2 separate regions of the Mus musculus genome follow, and region 2 is linked to region 1. The links are chromatin contacts, found by POLR2A ChIA-PET in ENCODE. All regions are on one chromosome and are shown on one strand. The core of a region is the stretch at or near the end of the contact, and the rest is flanking DNA. Distances in the headings are between cores, read along the strand shown. Region 1 holds the start of Tm7sf2 (transmembrane 7 superfamily member 2). Region 2 holds the start of Sf1 (splicing factor 1).

Evidence for each region. ChIA-PET counts read pairs that join two places held with the same protein, here RNA polymerase II (POLR2A).
Region 2: POLR2A ChIA-PET joins it to region 1 with 17 read pairs in embryonic stem cell. The contact joins the promoter of Sf1 here to the promoter of Tm7sf2 in region 1. POLR2A ChIA-PET finds 5 or more read pairs at or near these places in 3 of 5 experiments (Patski and embryonic stem cell).

What each region holds. Positions count from the first base shown.
Region 1 is chr19:6,063,957-6,071,829 of GRCm38, forward strand. It overlaps Tm7sf2 (transmembrane 7 superfamily member 2), which reads right to left and starts at 3,894. Exons shown (of 10, transcript NM_028454.2): 1 at 3,713-3,894; 2 at 3,167-3,363; 3 at 3,012-3,066; 4 at 2,543-2,737; 5 at 2,355-2,458; 6 at 123-242; 7 at 1-34. The coding sequence starts at 3,764. It overlaps Vps51 (VPS51 GARP complex subunit), which reads right to left. Exons shown (of 10, transcript NM_001081041.1): 3 at 7,606-7,752; 4 at 7,310-7,529; 5 at 6,483-7,200; 6 at 5,902-6,117; 7 at 5,509-5,727; 8 at 5,070-5,191; 9 at 4,899-4,986; 10 at 3,886-4,419. The coding sequence ends at 4,159.
Region 2 is chr19:6,359,838-6,367,710 of GRCm38, forward strand. Sf1 (splicing factor 1) reads left to right here and starts at 3,853. Exons shown (of 13, transcript NM_001110791.1): 1 at 3,853-4,281; 2 at 5,827-5,955. The coding sequence starts at 4,251. Gm14966 (predicted gene 14966) reads right to left here and starts at 3,873. Exons shown (of 3, transcript NR_168058.1): 1 at 3,770-3,873; 2 at 823-944.

The DNA of each region.
Region 1 (7,873 bases), core at 2,644-5,143:
CATGTATTATGTCCATGGTGGTGAGGACAGACTCCTGCAGGAACATGACCCAGATACTGGCTTAGTCCAGATGACATCCTCAAGATCCCCTGCTTGCCTCTTGCTCTCCAATCCAGTCTCACCTCATACCAGAGGGCATCACCCACATACAGCAACTGGAAGCCATTGACCAGCCACATAGCCAGGGAAGGACTCCCCCGAAGCTCTGCCTCCTGCATCAGCAGGGCCAGGTTAATGAAAACCTAAAGGAAGTGAGGACAGGGCCATTGTCTGAAGTGGAGCATCTGGGTAGAACAGTGCCGACCTCGCCCTCCTTCCAGCTGCCCGCTCACATGTTGAATGGATCCAGGTCGTGTACTCGAGACACACTGGATTGCGACTCTGCCTTGACTTAAAACTCCTGCCTTGGAATCTGAGCTTTATCACTTGGGCAGAATATGTCTCTTTGCTAAAACTCACGTCCCCACTGCCATATGGAAACAGGAGTAATCAGGGCCCCGCCTTGAGTTCTTGTTGGAACACTAATATGTTTGTAGAGCTAAGAATTGGCTTATTATGAACCTAAATTTTGTACCCTCTTCCTCCTCCTCCTCCCTTTTTTTTTTTTTTTTTTTTCCGAGACAGGGTTTCTCTGTATAGTCTTGGCTGTCCTGGAACTCACTTTGTAGACCAGGCTGGCCTCGAACTCAGAAATCCACCTGTCTCTGCCTCCCAAGTGCTGGGATTAAAGGCGTGCGACACCACCACCTGGCCCCCCTCCTCCTCCTCCTTTTTGTCATCTTCTTTATAAGTCAGAGTTTGGGGCTGGAGAGATGACCTCTTCCAAAGGTCATGAGTTTAATTCCCAGCAACCACATGGTGGTTCACAACCATCCATAACAAGTTCTGTCGCCCTCTTCTAGAGTGTCTAAAGATAGCTACAGTGTACTTTAATAAATAAATAAATATTTTTTTAAAAGGGGTGGGCTGGAGAGATGGCTCAGTGGATAAGAGCACTGACTGCTCTTCCAAAGATCATGAGCTCAATTCCCAGTAACCACATGGTGGCTCACAACCATCTGTAAAGAGATCTGATGCCCTCTTCTGGTGTGTCTGGAAACAGCTACAGTGTACTCATATAAATCAAATACATCTTTAAAAAATATAAATAAGTCAGGGTTTCTTTGTGTATCCCTCGCTGTCCTGAAACTTTTTCTGTAGACCAGGCTAGCTTCGAACTCAGAGATCCACCTGTCTCTGCCAAAGTGCTGGATTAAGGGTGTGCACCACCACTGCCTGGCTTTAGACTCTCTTTCTAGTAGCTCCAGTGGCCTGAATAGTGTAGTTTCTTCAGTAATACTGATGTGGTATTTTCTTGAGAGAGAGAGTGAGAGAGAGAGAGAGAGAGAGAGAGAGAGAGAGTTTCACTAAGTAGCTTTGGTTGATTTGGAACCATATAGACCAGGCTGGCCTTGAACTCACAGAGATCTGCCTGCTATTGCCTCTGGAGTGCTGGGATCAAAGGCATGCCCTACTACACCCAGCCCTCACAGGAAATTGTAGAAGAAAATTTCATTCAATCCTGTTTTATGAGTGAGAAAATAACCTTATATTCTGGCATATATGTTGACAGGCCAGTCTCCGATTAATGTTGGGACTAGGCCTGGTGGGATTGTAGTAACTGTAATCCTAGTTACTTGATTAGCTGAGGGAAGTAGAAGGAACCTTGATTTTGAGACTAGTCTGGACTATCCGAGTGAGACCTGTTTCAAAACTAAACCAAATCCAAACTCAGATTCAGTGGACATGGGCACTCCTGCCTCTACAGTGAAGGCAGGACCTTGCCTGAGCCCCTTTGGAGCTCTTGGCCACCACCCATGTACCCCATGTACATGTGATCTTAACACAAGAACAGCTGGCCTGTTGTCAAGGCCACCAATGACAAACAAGGTGTTAAATCTGACAATCCCTGGAGGCAGTTGCCTGGTCCTTCAAGCTTCTCCTTAGCTGTCTTTGAAGTTGATTTTATATTTGGCCGCTACATCCGAAGCTGCACCTGCTTTCCCAGCTCGCTGCCTGCTTTGCTCCCCCATACAGCCTGTCATCACTGTGGTATAGATTTAGTTTTGTGGTGCTAGGGTTGGAATCTAGGGCTTTATGTACATAAGCCAAATGCGCGCGCTCTCTCTCTCTCTCTCTCAAGATTTTATATTAAAAACCCTCTTGTTCTATTAAAGCAAAACCATAGGTTCATAACACAGCAACATATTGGCAAATGAATGAATGAATGATTGCTGCCCACCCAGCAATGCTAGCCCACTCTGCTCTTCTCCTGGCCCAAGTCCAGCAGAATTAAGTCCAGCATGTCAGCATACCCAGCCAATGAGGCCAGGTCTCAGCTCACAGAAATATTTGAAGTCAAAGGAACCGAGGCGAGGGTTCAGCTCCCGTCCAAGAAAGAAGTCATACATGGAATTTCCTGGGGAACAACAGAAGGTGAAGGCACACCAGGTATGCATGCATCCCACCTACCTCATCCCTACCTCACTGGGACCCTTCTCACCTGAGTTTCCCCCAGGAGCCAGGGCTGAGGCAGGAGCTACCAAAGCCTTCGCATAGAGGAGGAGGCTGAAGATAAAGCTGGTGAGAGTGGTCGCAAAGGCCAAGGGCAGGAGCATTCCAGGGAGTGCCCCCAGGGGCAGCCCCACTGACACCCCCAGCCCCATCAACAGGGCTGTTAGCACCAGAGCCTGGAAGCCTGAACCACAGCACAGAGTGAGCCCTGGGGTGGCTTGCATACTTCCAAAGCCAACACACACACACACACACACACACACACACACACGCAGTTCTGGGAGAACATTGGCCATTGGCCTGGAGCTGAGTAGTAGCAAAAGAGGTAGATGCACGGCGAGGTTCCCATAAGGGCACAAACATGTCATCAGAGCTGGTCCATAAACCTCCCACCACCCTTGGAACCCACCCCAACCCATGTTAACTGCGATTCAGGGAGGGGGGGGAACCCCAGTCACCATTAATAGGGTAGCGCAGGCGACTCTTGTCCTTCAGTTCCAGGCCTTCGGCCACCTGCGGGTACAGGGCAGGTTTTATAAGAGCTGGGGATGACTTCCCAGGCTCCAGCCCTCCCTGCACCCTCCTCCCTGGTGTGTTAAAACAGATCACACACCTTGCGTGCAGGCAGCAAATAGAGCGCCACCTGCAGGCCGAGCCAGATGAACAATAGCAGCAGAGCCCATGGGCTCCACAGCTCCTCCAGCCCAGGCAGATAGGCCGGTAGGGCCAGGAGGCGCGCCGGGCCCGAGCGAGCCGCCAGGAGCAGGTGGAACATGGTGGCAGGCAGCAGGATCAGTAAAGCCGCGACGCCTGGAAAGAGGGCCACTGTGTAGCGTGACTGCTCCCAAGAGCTCTCTCAAGTCCTCGGGCGCCTTGAGTCACCTGCCTGCTTAGCAGTTTCCCAGCGCCATACTCCTATCTTAATTTTCATCTTGTTCCTCTGCCCTCTGGCATTCCCAAAGACCATCCTGCTCTCCCAACTGTCTTTCATTACACAAACTCCCCGCTGTGCTGCTGTCAGCACTCCCTCCTCTTCTGCAGACACCCCGACACCCGCGCACCGGATCCTTCTGCTCCGAGCCTTCTATAGAGCTCGTATCCTATCCTGCTCCCGTTAAGTGGCATCAGGTCAGCCTCCACCCCAAACCTTCCCATTTACCCAACGGCCCCCCGAATTCCAGTGGGGCCTGGGAGGCCTCACGAGAAGTCATGATCTCTGCTTTGCCGGGGAACAATGGTTCACAAAAGTCGATCAAGGAAACACAAACCGCCCCATGCCGGGTTATGGCTCTGCATCAGACACGGAGGTGGAAAAGCTGCTGCTCTTGTTCATTGATCTTTAAATGGACGCGCCCTCTGCCCACCCTGGGCCCAGCACAGTAGCCAATCAGCGCTGGGAGGCGGGCCCCATGCTGGCGCCTCAGAAGCTTCGGCACTGAAACCCAACCCGGGCGGGTCCCGCCCCTGCAGGCAAGAGGAAGGAGGAGGACACATAAGTTTATTAGAAGGATCCATGAACCCGCCAGCGGGGAAGGGCCTCTAGGATGAGAACAGGGCACAGGGAGGACAGGGCGATAGGGCTACTACGCGACTCGTTGGCAGATTCTAGCCGCGCTCGCAGATGACCTCGACAACACTAGGTTCCATGGGCACTGGGTCGGGACAGCGCAGAGCAGCTGAGGCTACTACTTCGTCCAGCAGCAGGTGCACTAGCTCCTCATCAGCCACAAAGCGCCACAAGTAAAGCTGCAGGAAGTGGCAGTCCACCTGCACCTGCTGCAGCCCAAAGCGCCCAAAGGTGCGTAGGCGCACACACTCCAGTAGTGTCTTCAAGCTGATCTTAATGATGCCAGTCAGCACCGACACCTGCAGGTGGACACAGGGATGCAGCTCAGGATTGCCGTCTTTTGGGGAGGAGGATACATCCAAATTCTGAGCAGAGGCAAGGGAGATAAAGACAGAAATTTCTAGGGCTCAGCTAAGAAGGGAACAATGCAATGTTGCCACCATAAAGGCGAGGGCAGGTAAACCCCGGTGGTCAGATCAGAGATGGGGCCTCATGAATACGATGGGCAGCAGTCACCACTGACTACAAAGTAAAATGGAGGAAAGATATTGCTGAGCTTGGGCTTCGGAGGGGCAGAGATCAAGATATGAGTGGGAACCCCCGATGACTAAAGACTAGTTTGGAGAGTAAAGTGTGGACAAGGTGGTTTTGCTCTGGACCTAGAGACAGAGATTACGTAAAGTGATCTTTAATTCTGCTCAGATGTGGTCCTAGGGCTCTCTGGGTTAGTGTGGGAGCCACCCTTCCCCTGGGATGTAGAGGAGAAGGTACTTCAGACCTTGTTGAATTCCACGGGGCTGAACACATCGATCCGTTCAGAGAACAGCTTCTGAATATTGCTCAGGAGGTTTGTGTCCATGGGAGCACTGGAAGGGGGAAAGAAAGAGTGAGAGGCCACTCTGCCCAGCCTCCCTCTTCTGTCTCTCAGGGAGGCTCCTAGCAGCCTGACCTGGGTGTGTAGCTGGGTGCATAGCGGCCCTGCTGCCGGGAGCTGCTGTACACAGAGAAAGTCCTTTTGCTTGAGTCACTGCTCTGGGCCTTCCGGACACCCTCTTCATACAGGAGCCCCACCTGGGGGAGAAAAGATGCGCTGCAAGGTCAGAGCATGGTTACTGACAAAACCTCCCCTCTCTGCTGGTTGAAGAATCCTAGGTATGGTCACCACCTACACAATCAGGGGAGTGGGAGCAAGGCAGGGAAAACCTAGTCTGAAACCCAGTTTTTAGCTCATCCCTGCTTCAGCTTTTTGGGTGACTTTGGGCCTGCACATCCCACAGGTATGAAATGAGGCTTCTAGTGGCACGACATGGGTACAGCCAGACCCCTTTTGTCTTGGTCCTTGGAATCCAGCATGCATTGGGGTTCCAGCAGCCGGCCTGTGGCAGCACCTGGACATCAATAGCTGTAGTGTCCTCCACCACACGCTTCATGACAGCACGCACGTTCCTAGGCTCCAGAGTACTGAGCCAGTCCCGGGTCTCCACACTCTTACGTAGCATCTGGGATATGACCAGGCCTTGCACCTTCACATAGTGAGTCAGCAGCCGCCGTGCTGTCTCTCTGGCCTCTGCACACAGTGTGCTCACGGGTGTAACGGGAGACTGGTCCTAAGTCACAAAAGCAGAGGACAAAGGTTGCAGGTATTAGAGACAGACCAGAAACCACCACCAATGAGGAGGTGAGCAAATCTTGGGAAACTGAGGCTGAGATGAGTGCAGACCACCAGTCTGGTTCCTGTGTTGACAGCATCATGCCCTTTCCCCTCTCCTGAGCCACTTCACCTGCACCAGAAACTGTTCATCAGTGAGTGTGAGGATGTAGGAGATGGTGGCTGTCTCATAATCCAGGCAGAGGCGAGAGAGCAGCAGGAGCAGGGCAGGCGGCGTGGCACCTCCCTTTTCTCCAGGGCTGTCACAGAAGCTCTGGGCTGTCTGGCACATGGAGCGGATGAAACCCACGATGAGGCCCTCACGAACTCCCTGGCTGCAGAACTCGCCCTGTGAAGGGAAGCCCAGATTTACCACGTCCTTTCTCATAGGATGGAGAGGCTCAGCAAAGTCAGAGCACAGGGCTATTCCTCCCTCTTTGCCTTAACCCTCCTCCACAGGCCACCCCACCCTGCTTCCGAGCCTCGGTGGTAAGGCTGGCAGCAGTGAGGTCCCTGGTACCCTTCTAGCTTTAGCCCGGCTGCATAGCATTTTCTCCTCCAGACTGCCTCCTGAGAATGTGACTCCACACGCAGAGTACTTGAGACAGTATTGTGTGGGGCTGGTGACATGTCCCAGGGCTCCCCAAACACTAGTAAAAGGCTGCTGGAGGGCCAGTCAGCAGAACGAATAAGCAAAGCCAAAGGACAGCATACCCTGAAGTAGGGCTTATTGGAGAAGGACACCTCCTTGGCGGTAAAGAGATGCACAGAAGCCAGTGACGTCTTGATGTGGCTTAGGATGGAGCTGGCCACATTGGCCAGCAACTCAGCCAGGCTGGGGCCCTCCTTCCCCGCTAGGCGAGGTGCTGCCAGGGCCTGGCGAACATCCGTCAGGGAGCTCAGGAAGGCAGCCTTCAGACCCTGCAGATGGTGGCTCAGGCGCTCCCGGGCCACTCGCTCCACAATCTCTGTGGCTGACTCTGAAAGCCCAGCAGCGGCCAGCAGGGCCCCAGGTGCTCGCAGGCGCCGGTGGAAGCGATCTAGTGCCCGCACCAGCAGTGAGTTGTCACTACCACCCTGCTCCTGTGCCAGCCGCCGCTCAACCAGTGCAAAGTAGCGGCCGCCCAGCTCCTGCGCAAAGGCTGCCAGCTTCTCCGCACCAGCAGGGCCCTGAGCAGCAAACAGCTCTTGGTAGGCTGCTGCCACCTGGCAGAGGCCACCTACAAAACCATTGCCACCACGGTCGGTGAACTCTAACACATCAGGTGCTGGAGGGGAGGGCCCCAGTTCGGCCTCCAGGCTGCTCAGTTCTTCCTCCAGCCGTCCCCGCGCATGCGCCAGGAACTCCTCGCACAGCTCCTCAGCTGGCTCGCCCAGGGCCAGCAGCAGCTCCACACACTCGGCCTGCTCCGGGGCACCTGAGCAGCCTTCCCTGTAGTGACAGAGATGCAGTGAGGACAGCTTGTGGGCTGCAAGGGAGGAAAAAATGTGGGGGGCACTCGATGTGTTTGGAGAACAATGACCAGGCCCGGAAACCACACCTGAAGCGCTGCCGCAGCTGCTGGGCCAAGCGAGCTGTGATGACCTGGCAGTCATCCTGTATGGCACGGAAGGAGGGCAGGTGCTGGTACTGCTGCAGCACGGCCCTGGCACGACCCTGATAGCGCACTGCCTGCCCATAGGCACCCAGCTCCACACACTTGGTGAGGCGCGAAGGCAGCTCAAAAAGGAACTGCAGCTTCCGCAGTAGTGCATGTACCCCTAGGAGACAGGAAGGGCACGTGAGCTGCAGAGCTCAGGGTGGCTGGCTGCAGGGCCTGGCCAGCACAGAGCCTACCTGCTAGCTTGGTGATGCGCTCGTGTCGGTCCTGTAGCGTGGCGCTGATCCGTGCGCTGAAGTTGGTGATCACTGCCATGTTGGTGGCCAGCCGGTCCATCTCATCTTCCATCTTCCGGAAGTCATTCTTCATCTTTCGAATGGTGTCTAGATGGGCAAGAGTTGAGCGAGGGAAATGGAAACGACTAAGGCAGAGGTACAACTCTCACTGATACCAATGATGTGACTGAAATGGGCGGGGCCTTGGCACATAAGATGTTTATGTTGG
Region 2 (7,873 bases), core at 2,603-5,102, 300 kb after region 1:
GCCTTTGTAATTCTAGCTTTACCCTGAGAGTAATCTTACCCTGAGAGTGCCATTCTGACCACACCTGGACCTAAACTATCTCTGTCCCAGGCTGACCCTGAGCTCAGGAAACTGCGTGTATTTGTAAGCCTAAACAGAAAACAAAACAAAACCCAAACTTAGCTGAGTGTGATCTCAGCTTTCGATCACCACTCTTTATTTCCTTAGTGTCTTCCTCACAAGCTGTCTCACAGTTCAGCTGCCTCTGTTCCTTTAGATCTGTGAAGCCCCTTATGCAATTCATATTACATCCTTGTATTTTTGCATAGTTGAGAAATTATATATTTTCAAACTCATGTTTTTAGAGTTCTTTTCCACAGCCTTAAGGGCTGTCCTAAAGGTCCCAGCTTTTACCAATATGCTGAGACCTCCCAGACTCATGCTGTCTCTGGTTATCATGGAGTTATTAATGTTGTTAGCAGGGAGGACATTCCTCAGAGAAATGTAAAAATATGTACATTATTATACAAACAAGTCTTAAGCCCATACCTGCTGGCCCTGTCCCAGGGCCAGAGCCATGCCATTCTGTCCCTACCAAGGTGTCATTCTGTCCCTACCAGGGCGTCATTCTGTCCTGACTCGGCAGGATGATTGTTTCATTTCCTGCTGTGCTGCAGAGTTGGTGCTCCACTGTAAACCCAGCAGCCATCACTGCTGCACATGGTAAAAGGAAGACAGCACTGTCCTTCATCTGACACTGTTTCCAATGAGAAGGTACATGAAGTCTCTTGACCTAAACCCAGGGATAGATATGGGTGGATTAGAATATTATGTAAGACTTACAGCATTGTTATCCTGAATTTTGGAATTCTTACAATCACTGGGTAGGGTCTCATCATGTAACTCTTGCTGGCCTGGAACTTGTTACATACATCAGGCTGGCCTTGAATTCTGTCTGTGGAGTGCTGGAATTAAAACAGTGGCTTGTCATCAAATCCAACTTTATAATTACTTTTTCCCATAGATGATCTCATGAATTCTCAAGACTGGAGCTAAATCCCTAGTCTAAATATGTATCTGCTGTATTATGAAAATATGTACACAGTGCTTACCTGCACCCATTAGCAAGTTGGGTTTTTTTTCCTTAAGTAGTATTGTCAAGAATGGTTTCTTTTCCATCAGTACTGCTAAAAGTTCTCTCAAGCCTTCTATCCTCTACTTATTTAAGACAAGTATGTTAGAGCAGGTCACCTCCCACTGATTTGGGGTATGTGGTGCCATGGTCACTCTTCAGTGGATTTCATTATTTCTTATCCTTCTTCACTCATTAGTTCACCCAGCTCTGAACAATCACACAGTGTCATGTTGATCAGCCAACTCCCTTCACGGATTTGTGCAGAAGCCCTAGGTTTTCTGCAAGTGTTTCTTTGATTTCAGTTACCTCTCCCGACAGAGGAGAGTTCACTGGCAGCCTGCACATTTTCCAGAGCACCACACTCACCCCGAAGCACAGTGGGTCTGGTGTGCAGTCCTATCTCTGGATGGGCAGGAAGCCATGGTGGATACAGGCTGTGGACAGACCATGGCCTGAGTGCTCCTTGACATTCCTAGTGCCATGATTGATCAAGGTTCCAAGAGTTCCCATGCTATGCCTCCACCATCACTTACTTTTTTATTGCTGTGACCCAGGAAAGTTAGAGGAGAGAGAGCTTATTGCTTACAGTTCAGAGGGTGAGCCCATGGCAACCTTGGTGGGGAGCATGGCGGCAGGAAGCAGGCAGCTTCTGTTGTAGTAGCTGAGAATTTACACTGAATCAGCAGAAAGACGGAGACAGACAAGAGACTAGGCCTGGTGTGGGCTTTTGAAATTACCCACAGTGATAGACCTCCTCCAACAAGACCATGTCTCCAAATCCTTCCCAAATAGATCTACTAACTGGGGTTAAGCATTCAAATAAGTCTAAGGGGTCCACTCTCATTCAAACTTCCACAGCCTGCTCTGGCCAGCTACATAATGGTTTTCAGTATTTGGGACTGAACCGAGGCCCTTGGCCATACTAAGCAAGTATTCTACTACTGTGGGGCTTTTGTTGTCGTTGTTAAGTCTTTAGAGATTATTTTAATGTGTATAAGTGTTTTATCTACATGTATGTTTGTACATCAGCAGTAAGAGCAGTGCCTGAGGTGTCAGAACAGGGAGTCACGATCCTCTGGAACAGAAGTGAGATGGTTGTTAGTTGGTGTGGAAGAGTATCCAGCACTCTTTTTTTTTGTTTGTTTTGTTTTTCCAGACAGGGTTTCTCTGTGTAGCCCTGGCTATCCTGGAACTCACTCTGTAGACCAGGCTGGCCTCAAACTCAGAAATCCTCCTGCCTCTGCCTCCCGAGTGCTGGGATTAAAGGCGTGCGCCACCACCGCCCTGCTGTCCAGCACTCTTAACTGCCGAGCTGGCCCCTCCTCTGCTTAGGTTGATAGGTTTCTTGGGTATTACAGTTGGCTTTTCTACTTTCACATGTCTGCTGATGTAATCTGGGAGTTACATGTGCTAGGTTCTACCACTCAATTGTATTTTCTGCCCAGACATTTGCTCTTTCTCTGTTCTATGGCCATTTCCTCCCTACCTGTCATAGTCTGTTGACTTGTACCATCCACCATACTTGAGTTTCTTATCTTTGTAGTCTCTTTATTCCTAGATTACTCCAAACCTTCTGTTGTCTACATGTCTACTTTTCTACATCATTTTAAAAGATTACTTAGTCTTATGTATATGGGTGTTTTGTCTGCATATAAGTCTGTGCACCATATATATGCAGTGCCTGTGAGGCCAGAAGAGGGTTCTGATATCCTGGGACTGAAGTTACGGATGGTTGTGAGTCACCATTTAGGTTCTAGGAATCCAACCTGGGACTCTGGAAGAGTAGCCAGTGCCTGGTCTTATCTGCTATTTCTCTAGCCACTCTAATTACATATTAAACACTGTTTCCCCTACTGGGTCTAAATAACCTCTCTGTGAGAACCCTATCTATCCCCAGTTCTATTATGTTGTGCTAACCTGTTTCATTACTCTCATGTTTATTTCATGGGAAGGAATGTTTGGCCTCAGTCTCATTTACAAGTTCCCTACCATTTTTATGGGTAATTTTAAGGTACCCGAAACAAATTTCCAACGCATTGAGATTTCCCTGGAAGTGCACACTTTTAGACTAACTTTTGAAATGACTTTCTCTCCCCTCTCCAAGAAGGACTTGGAGCGCCTGACTTTTCCTTTACAAGAGTTAGTATGTGCCATTGAACCTGGATTTTTTGAGACAGATATACTGTACCCCAGGTTAGCCCCAAACTCATGTCAGCTCTCCTGTCTCAGCCTTTCAAGTTCTCGGGTGACAGGCTACTTGGCTACCTTGTACCGGAATGAAATAAAGTCTTTAAATACACCCACCAACTACCCTAGTTTTGAGCCATTTCGTAACACTATTTTTCAGAGAAAACAGGAAGTCTTTCTCTACTCTACCTGCAGCTTCGACGTATCCTGTTCGTCAGCTCGAGCCCGCCCCTTCGCCGCGGTCCCTAGTTACCTCTAGCACAATGACTAACGTCACTTAAGGCCTCCGTTCCGCCCCTCTGGGGAAGGGGGCGGGGACACGCGTGCCCTCCCTACGCATGCGCACCCCTGCTCTCCGCCTTGGTTCCGGCTTCTCCTCCCGGCTTTCTCCATTCTCGAGCGGCTGGCTCCTGGGGGAGGGGAATCGTTTCAGCCAATCGTGTGGCACTACGACGCCGAGGCGCTTACCTCCATCGGTTTCAGCCAATGAGCTAGCCGTTCTCTCACGTCACAGACTTTGCCCCCTCCTATTCCCCTGCCACTCTGGCCTCAGTCCGCGCAGTAACAAGGAGTGCGCGCTGCGACACCTCCCAGTTCCCCCGGCCCCGCCGCCATTTCGTCGCCGGGCCTAACGGTTCGGCCAATCCCGACCCATATTGAAAAGAGCCAGTGCTCCACCAATCGGAGGCCGCTGCCTCCGACCTCACCTCGGGCCGGCCCAATCCAGGCCGCGGCCCCTCCGCCCCGAGCCCGCCCCCGCGGCGTCCTTTCTCCTCCCTCTTTGTGCGTCTGGCGCCGCCGCCGCCCGCCGCGTGAGAGGACGGGCTCCCCGCGCTCTTCAGCCGCGTAGTCGGGTCCCCTCCCCCCCACCTCCAGCTCCCGGAAGGTTCGTGAAGGAGAAGTCGCCGCGGAGGACGAGGAACCGCTGCTGCCGGTCCCCTGGGGCGCCATGGCGACCGGAGCGAACGCCACGCCGCTGGGTAAGCTGGGCCTACCAGGCCTTTCCCCACTTCCTGGGCCCAGAGGCAGCTTCAAGCCCAGCCTATTGGCGCTCGGGACGCCGCTGCCGGGGGCCCTAACCACGGCCTTGTCCTTAGCGGCGGTGCCGTCACCGCCGCCGCCCCCGGCCTCGTACCCGCCATAGCAGCCGCCCCCGCGCCGCCGCCGCTCTTTTCAGCGAGGGTCGCCTCCGCGCCAGGACCAGCAGCCGGGCCAGCCCGGTGGCGGCGGAGGTGAGTCGGGCCGATAGAGCGCGAGAGTCGTCGGGCGAACCGAACCGGCCGACGGAGGGGCAACGCCACCGCGGTTGGACGCGGCGAGGACGCGCGCGCGCGCACGGGAGGCCCGGGCGGACGCGCCACGGGGAACGCGCGGCCTGGTTTGGGAGGCTTCGATTGCGCACGCGCACCGCGAGAACCAGAAGGGCGGGAGGAAGCGTTCTTCGCGCAGACGCAGTGAGGCGTTCAGGCTTTGTGGCGCAATTGTGGTAGTTTTGGAAGAAGCCACCTGTTGCCCCCTGAGCTCCTGCTATGGAGGACAGGAGAGTCAGGTCCACGGGACGACGTGGTGTGAGTGGCTCCCTTGATGGTTTTTAGCAGCCCCGTGGCAGGAGTGTCTCCTTTCACAGTGAGGCGAGTTCGGAAGGCTACTAGGGATGCTTGAGTTCGATCATTTATTAAAGGTTTTCTCCTTTTGTTTTCTAGAAGGTTCTCAGAGTGACCAGCTTTCCCCGTGCTGTTTTAAAAGGCTTTTTCTCTGGGCCTGTAATCTGAGAAGTAGAAAACCTTGTGTGGTAAATGTAGGGAAGAATGTAATAAATCAGAGTTCTGATGACAAGTGTCCACTGGTCAGGAAAACTGATCTTTCCACGAGTAAGAATGGTCATATTGAAGGATGGCATGTTTCCCACAGTAATGTGTAGCAAGAGATTTGTTGTGTACTCTTGTAGCTTGAGTTCCAATGCTTTGTGGGCCTCATTCCAGTTTCCTCTTTTCTGCCCTTTAAGGCATTCAGAATTGATAATATGTATCTGTACACTTCTGATTCTGGGTTTCTGTGCATTAAGTCTTGGAAGCAAGGGCATGATGGTTCATGCTTTTAATCCTAGCACTCTGGAGGCAGAGGAAGGTGGGGCTTTGAGTTTGATGCCAGTCTACATAGTTTAAGACTGCCAGGGTTCTCTAAAGGGACTTCTGTCTCAAAAAACAAACAAAAGATCCAAAGAGTTGGAGATATGCATCAGTGGTAGAGCTCTTACCCAATATATGCAAAAACTCTGATGTTAACACTACAAAAGAAATGTGTTCCTTGTTACATTCTCTAGTATTTTCGTTTTAAAAGAACTAAATGTGAACTGTTCCTTAACTTTCCTGACAGGAGGATCTTTAAAATGGCTGCTTGTTTTCTCTGACCTCTGAGATTTCTTTCTTTTTAAAAATTTAGGTGATTTCAGTTTAGTTTTAATTATCATGAACTGCTTGCCTTCTGGTTCATATTTCTGCCTGATGGGCTCTGTCTGTCTTTAGACTTCCCAAGTAAGAAGAGGAAGAGGAGCCGATGGAACCAAGACACAATGGAGCAGAAGACAGTGATTCCAGGCATGCCTACAGTTATACCCCCTGGACTGACTCGGGAACAGGAAAGAGCTTACATAGGTAAATACACGTTCTACATCCAGGTGCATCTTCAGATTGTTACTGCAGATTGTTCTGAGTGATGAACCTGTTGAAAGTCTTAAGATTTTAGTCATGGGAACAAGGTGTGATGAGCTATGCTTTCATAGCTGTGTAATCCGTGATTTGCTTGGCCAGTCCTGCATTTGCAGCTTCTTGTTTGGGCCTGCTCTTAGCTCGGCAGCCCCCTTCTCAGCTGCTGTTCTTGCTCATTGGTGAGGTGAATGCTATCTTCCTCTCTGGACAGGCCCCAGTGGAGAACACTGCAGGTATTGTAAACCAGTTGCTTTTTTGTAGCATGGCCTTTCACCATAATGTCATGGTTCCCTTTCCCTAAAATTGTGGTTTCGTTTTTTTATAGGTACAAAATAGTTTAAGCAAAAAGTGGCTCGGAAAGCATTTATAGTTTACCCATTTTGTTGAATTTAATCCTTCCCTTCAGTATCCTTTCTTGTTCCATCTTTAGAGAGCTGTCTTAAAACAGGCTCTTGTAATTTACCACTAAAGGACTCTGCTGGGAAGGGTTTACTGTTTGATTTGAAATGAAGTGGTGGCAGAATTTAAAAAATTAGGTTACTGTCCACAGTAGAATTAAACCTCAAAATTACTTAAAATCCAAGGTCATAATAAATGGAAGTTTTATATCTGTCCTGCTGTCTCAAAAAGTGCACTTGATAAACATTTTCAACTAACCAAGTAAACATCCTCTTTGGGGCAGAAACCTCGTTGGGTCCATTGAGCTGTGTCCTTCTCAGACAGCTTCAAGGCTAAGGTGCTCTGAGTCTGGAGGTCTTCATTTCCTGGTTCTTAGATTGCTGAGGATTTTGAGGCGTGGAATTGTCTGCTTCTCACAGTACTTACTACTAATCCTACTTTCTCCTGCTGTTTACTCTCACCTAAGCCTTGGGTGTCATTAGACCAGTGTTGGACCTTGTAAGATGTCTTAGTGCTCCCACAGCCCAAGACCAGTCTAAAAAAACAGTACTTTACAACTCCCTCTCTTCCTCTGGAGGCCCAGTTAATGCATCAAGCCCTTAGAGACTATTTACATATTTTGTTGAAGTAGATAAACTCAGAGTTAGAAGCTAGGGTGCATTTTTAGTTCAAGGGAGGTAGCAGTCTTTCCTGGTTTATTCTTCAGTGCTGGATGTTTATTCACGTTAGATCCCACAACTAGAGGCTGCCCTATGGTACTGAGCTGCTAGGTTGCTGAGCTTAGTCTGGCTGCAAGCCTAGAGCTTGTTGTCATGAAGGAGCTTGGAGAGTAGCAGTGTTTCCATGGCACATTTGCTTTGTCCAGGGGTCCTTGGTATCCTCTTCACTGTCGATTTTTTTTTTTTTTTAATCAGTATTTCAGCATGGAGATGTTGTATAGTCCTGTGAAACATGTCTTAATGCAGATAATTAGAATTTTCTGTATTTAAGGTATGTATTAAACCTAATTGTAGGTAAACTGTGCCATTACTGCTTTCTCAGAGACCTGGGGCGTAATAAAAATACATACCAGAAGCAGTCACATACCATGTCGAAGAAGCTACTCTAGGTTTGCTATCTATCCTAGTGCTGTGTTAAATTTTGTCTGAGTTACTGACAGCTTTTAGTGAATCTCTCATGTTTCAAACCTGGGGGCCATATACAGTCTCTTGACCCTCACTTAGCATCTACACACCTTCCTAAGATATCAGTAGCTGGTCTGAAAATAAACTCCTAGGCGGGTGAAGGTAGTGCACATCTTTAACCCAGTCACTGAGGCAAAGGCAGATGATTTCTGGGTTCTAGGCCAGCCTGGTCTGCACAGTGCATTCCAGGACAGCGAGGGCTGTGTTTTTTGAGACCCTATCTGGAAAAAAGGGGGAAAATGATAGTTTACAGCACCTTACTTAGGCCCATTGGATTATGA